Regions from separate parts of the Homo sapiens genome. Here region 2 is linked to region 1. A link is an interaction called in ENCODE POLR2A ChIA-PET data of the cell type or tissue named here. Cell type or tissue: MCF 10A. All regions are shown on one strand. Links, peaks and the distances in the headings refer to the core of each region. The heading gives the core; the rest is flanking DNA. Region 1 has its middle 7.0 kb from the start of TXNDC2. Region 2 overlaps RAB31 (RAB31, member RAS oncogene family).

Region 1 (2,805 bases), core at 93-2,592:
AAGTGATTCTCATGCCTCAGCCTCTGGAGCAGCTGGGATTACAGCCATGCTCCACTACCTCCACTACGCCCAGCTAAGTTTTGTATTTTTAGTAGAGAAGGGGTTTCGCCATGTTGGCCTCGAACTCCTAACCTCAAGTGATCCACCCGCCTCGGCCTCCCAAAGTGCTGGGATTACAGGCCTGAGCTGTTGCCATACCCGGCTTTATTTTTATTTTTATTACAAACTTGTTTTTATTCTAATGTGAACTATGTCTTTTGCCTATTTTTATGAGAATATTCTGTTTTTCTTACTGATTTGTAAGAGTACTTTTATAGTACATGTATTAAATCCAATGTTGTACATTTGGCAAATATTATTTCCTTTTTCTGTTTCCTGTCAATTTTGTTTATATTTTTTATTTAAAAAATTGAATTGTTGGGGTCGGGCATGGTGGCTCACGCCTGTAATCCCAGCACTTTGGGAGGCTGAGGTGGGCGGATCACCTGAGGTCAGGAGTTCAAGACCAGCCTGACTGACATGGTGAAACCCCATGTCTACTAAAAAATACAAAAATTAGCTGGGCATGGTGGTGGGTGCCTGTAATCCCAGCTACTCGGGAGTAGGCAGGAGAAGCACTTGAACCCAGGAGGCAGAGGTTGCAGAGAGCCAAGATCGCGCCATTGCACTCCAGCCTGGGCAACAGAGCAAGACTCCATCTCAAAAAAAAAAATGTTGAATTGTTTTATATGTTCAAATCTACTTCTTTAATTGCAATTGTGTCTAGAAAATCCTTTCTCCATCCATGAATCACATACATGTTTGGCCAGGTGCGGTGGTTCATGCCTGTAATCCCGGTGCTTTGGGAGGCCAAGGTGGGAGAACTGCATGAGGCCAGGAGTTCAAGACCAGCCTGGGCAACAGTGAGACTCCGTCTGTACAAAAAATTTTTTTAAATTAAACATTAACTAGGCATGGTGTTGCAAGCCTGTAGTCCCAGCTACCTGGGAGGCTGAGTTGGGAGGATCACCTGAGCTCAGGAACTCAAGGCTGCAGGGAGCTGTGATCACGCCTCTGCACTCCAGTCTGGGTAACAGAGCGAGACCCCGTCTCGAAAACATTTTTAAAAACTTCAACTGGCTGGGCGTGGTGGCTCACGCCTATAGTCCCAGCACTTTGGGAGGCTGAGGCAGGCGGATCACGAGGTCAGGAGATCAAGGCCATCCTGGCTAACACAGTGAAACCCCGTCTCTATTAAAAATACAAAAAACTAGCCGGGTGTGGTGGTGGGTGCCTGTAGTCCCAGCTACTCTGGAGGCTGAGGCAGGAGAATGGCCTGAACCCAGGAGGCGGAGCTTGCAGTGAGCGGAGATTGCACCACTGCACTCCAGCCTGGGCGACAGAGCAAGACTCTGTCTCAAAAAAACAAAAACAAAAATAAAACAAAACAAAAAAACTTCAGCTAAATTTTCTTCTATTTTTTAATCATTCCATATTTTGTTTTTTATCATTTAATTCAGCTTATATTTATTTTAGTGTCTGGTGTGGGATTGGGATATACATTGATTTTTCCCCTCAAATATTAAAATTTTGCCAATTTTTTGAAAAAAATCCACTCACTGTCCATCAAATTGAAATGTTTCCTTGTCATATATTACTACTTACATGCCAATGTGTGGTTTTGCTTACTATTATGTTTCATTGCTCTCTTTTTCCTTCATTAATATCATTGTTTTATAATTAATGTACCAACTACACATGTAACTCTCTGATAGGGCACATATCTCGTCATTACTTCTCATTTGAGACTTTTCCTGCCTATTCTTGTCTATTATTCTCAGTGAAGTTTTAAATATTTTGTTAAGTTCTATCAAATATCCCATTGAGATATTGGCTGGAATTACAGGGTCTACTAATTAAGTGGAAAGCATCAACATCTTTCAGTCTTTTCTCCAATGAGAAAAATGGACTGTCTCACTTTATTCAAACCTACTTATATACATCTCAGAATGTTTTATTTTACTCTTAATCATCCTTACTTCTCATTAGGACTATTGCTAGACATTTTATTTTGTCGCTATTGTGAATAAGACTTTTTTTTCACAGATTCCCAATTATTTGCCACAGAATCACATGGAAGCTGTTGATTTTTAGATATTACTTCAATTACTGCCACTTTGTTGAGTTTTCTCGTTAATTCTAACAGATTTTCCATTGATTCTTAAGGCTCTGGTTAGATTATCATTGTTCACAGCTCATATGATTATCTGGGATCTTCTCATTAGAACTGCTTCTTATTTGTCCTTCATGTTAAATATTAGAGATGAAAACAATTTCTTGGTTGATTTTTTGTTTTGTTTTTGTTTTTTGTTTTTTGTTTTTTTGAGATGGAGTTTTGCTCTCGTTGCCCAGGCTGGAGTGCAAGTGGCTCGATCTTGGCTCACTGCAACCTCCGCCTCCTGGGTTCAAGCGATTCTCCTGCCTTAGCCTCTTGAATAGCTGGGATTACAGGCACCTGCCACCATGCCCGGCTAATTATTTTGTATTTTTAGTAGAGATGGGGTTTCACCACGTTGGCCAGGCTGCTCTCAAACTCCTGACCTCAGGTGATCCACCCGCCTTGGCTTCCCAAAGTGCTGGGATTACAGGTGTGAGTCACCACTCCCCGCTTGGTTGATTTTTTATTAAGTGCATGCATCTTTCTTACTCAGAAAAAGAAAATGTCCATACTCAAGCCTTCTGCCAGAGAACATAACTTTGACCTGGCTGCTGTTCAACTATTATCCAAACAGTCAAAAGAAGTGGTTCTCACAATGGGTAATTTGA
Region 2 (2,805 bases), core at 42-2,541, 65 kb after region 1:
GGGTGTGCACCCCCTGAAACTCAGCAATTCAACTCTTACCTACCCCAGTCCAGAGAAATGCTTACACATGTGCAAGAACGTTCAAGCAGCAATGTTCATAGTAACACCACGCCAGAAATAACTCAAATATCCACCAATAGAATGAATAGATAAACTGTGTTCCACTCATAAAACGGAACAGTAGACAGCAATGAATATGTAGAAACCACAGCTAACCCCCATCAGGTGAATCTGACAAACATGCTGAGTGAACGACACGTCATCACGTGACACATACAGTCTCATTCCGCTTACAAAGTTCAAAAACGGGCAAATCTACTGCTTGGAAAATGCAAATGTAGGTGTAAAGCATAACGAAAACAAGTGGTTATCACCAAAGTCAGCAGGGTGGTTACTTCTGGGTGGAGAGAAGAGGATACGATTGGGGAAGGGTTCTCTGTGGCACACTTACACGGCTGTTCATTTTATTACCACAGTATTCCTTACGATATGCTTGTTTTATATATTCTTCTTTAAGAATGTTTTAAATTAAGAAAGATTCCAGATGCCTTTGATGGGCTCTCTGGGCAGCTCAGTCTTCAGCTCCCTCCCTCCTCCTGTGACAGCAGCAGGTAAATGGGAGGGGCCACCCGCACCACATCAGTCGCAGAACACGGACAGGCACATCTCAGAGCACACACATTTTAACAGCACAGACTCTATTCTTCCTCATTATCTCACATAAGGAAAACGCATCGTGCATTTAACACTTGCCATGATTTTTCAGGCCTTTTGATGTTCACTGGCTTTAGTGCTTTTAGTATTTGGAATAAATTGGATTTTTAAGGTCCAGCATTTCAAATTCTGTTATTTGGTTTGTATAATTTCTAAGAAACTCCCCTACTCAACTGTGGCTCACTATCAAGACTGGAATGAGTTTTAGAGTCACATGGAAGAGATGAAAGCAATGTAAATTTATTATTCTTAGTAAAAAGTATTTATCTCCAAATATATTTTTAATCTGTTAAAAACCACAACTTTATCCAAAAATGTAAAACAAGTGAGGAGATGGCTGGTGGTGTTTCTAACTTGACCGTGTACACTATGGAAGCACAGGCTCACCCTGGTTTCCAGCTATAGATTGCACAGGAAATTGCATGAATCACACACTTACTCAAGACACTAGAACGGCTCCCACAGCCTCCTTGGAGGATGGCCAATAGGTTTGATCTCTTTAACTGGTAGTGACTACCCGAGGCATTGCATTAAGGAGGAGCCTGGGGCCACAACAGGCTCAGAAGAAAACAGTGTTCTGACTGCCTGGCAATGGGGAAGCCGAGGCGGGCACCATCCTGGCCAGCACATCGAGCCCACCCACTCTGCATGCTTCTGAGACCCACACCATCCCGCCATCTTTCCCACTATTCCCCAGGGCAGGCGCAGGGTAGATATTCTTGACGGCCCCTCCCTGCCAACACGTGCCAAGCTCGCTCCCACCTCCAGGCCTTCGTTCCAGATCTTGCCCCTTCCTGGAATTTCCTCCTCCAACACATCCGTAACTGCCTGTGGCACATACCTCACCTGGGACGCATGTCGTCCCATGCCTTTCCTAGTCACAACAGATGATTCTGACCTCTCCCCTTCCTGAACCCCTCTGTCCTTTCTGGACTGCATCAGACCAACTGGAACTTCATTAAATACAGTCTTACATTGCTCATCAGATACTTCCCCACCCCCTTTCTTGGCTGCCCAAATAGAAGTAAACATTAATAGCTCAAAGGAAAAGACAGTCTCTTTTCTATTCTCACAGCACTTTGCTGCCACAAAAGGACCGTCAAAACGTATTTGCTAATCAAATGACTGAGAGCTGATAGGACTAATTTCCTTCCTCCTACCCTACCCTATTTTCACTTCTAACACTAGATGCCCTTTGTCTTGGTGTATGACCTCTACTCCAGGAAGGAATTCTGGACTCCCTGGCAGCAGTCCCACCCATCCCTCCCAATGTTTCTGTAAGAGGCACCAGAGTGCTTCCGTAAGATGTTAAGAGACCATGATTCCATCCCTCAGAAGAGGCGAGAGTGCATGAGAACAGCCCCTGAGCATCTCCTGGGTTGTATTCATGGGGAGGGTAGGAGGAATCTTAGGCAGAGGCAGCCAGTGACAGCAGAGCCATCTCAAGGTCATTACCCACCACCTCTGAGAAGAAAGTTCTCCCACTTCCCAACCCAGCCCCCATCGTCACTGTTGTTGGGTAACTTCCCACTGCTACCACTTGTAAGATAAAATAAACTAGGTCTGAGGGGTCTTCTCCCATCGGCACTTCCTGATCCCTCCCTCATCCTTCTGATTCATTCGTGGCCCTAAATACACCAGTGAGAGGTGGAATTTCAAGGAAATGCCAACAGGAGACCCCTGAGCTTGAAAAGCAGTTCCATTAGAAGCCATGAAATGAAGGCCAATGTCCAAAAATGACCAGGAAAGCCTGAAAGAGTTTCAAATTGGGAAGAGTCAAAGGGGATTTGTGTAGAGCCAAGAATTCAAAATCAGGAAAACAAGATCAAGCAGAAGAAATGTAGAACTAGAACCTGCTATGCGGAATGTATGGGGTTGGAGTAATTTCTCCCAAGGAATGACTTATTATGGCAGCTATAGGTCAAGGCTGCCCATGCTTGTCAGAGGAAGTGTGAGGGAGTGATTCTTGCTTAAGGGCCAGGGTGGGATAGGATATGCTCTTCTTCCTCTGACCTTCCCTCCTTCGCGGAGGATCCTGGCCACATGGCCCTAAAGCAAATGGTTCCTGAAATACCTGCAGGTCCTCTCACA

Evidence for each region. Peaks named below come from ENCODE experiments on the same cell type or tissue, not always from the same donor. Only the 100,000 strongest peaks of a DNase experiment are listed, where the experiment ranks them.
Region 2: POLR2A ChIA-PET joins it to region 1 with 6 read pairs; 3 of 35 experiments call an interaction of 5 or more read pairs at or near these places.

The regions. Positions count from the first base shown.
Region 1 is chr18:9,891,591-9,894,395 of GRCh38, reverse strand. No RefSeq gene overlaps it. Among named protein-coding and RNA genes, the nearest start is that of TXNDC2, 7.0 kb to the right of the region's middle. In MCF 10A, for the core only: no CTCF peak of the experiment used is centred there; no DNase peak of the experiment used is centred there.
Region 2 is chr18:9,826,792-9,829,596 of GRCh38, reverse strand. The region is part of intron 5 of RAB31 (RAB31, member RAS oncogene family); the gene reads right to left. Among named protein-coding and RNA genes, the nearest start is that of TXNDC2, 58 kb to the left of the region's middle. In MCF 10A, for the core only: no CTCF peak of the experiment used is centred there; DNase peaks (open chromatin) are centred at 636, 1,196 and 1,566.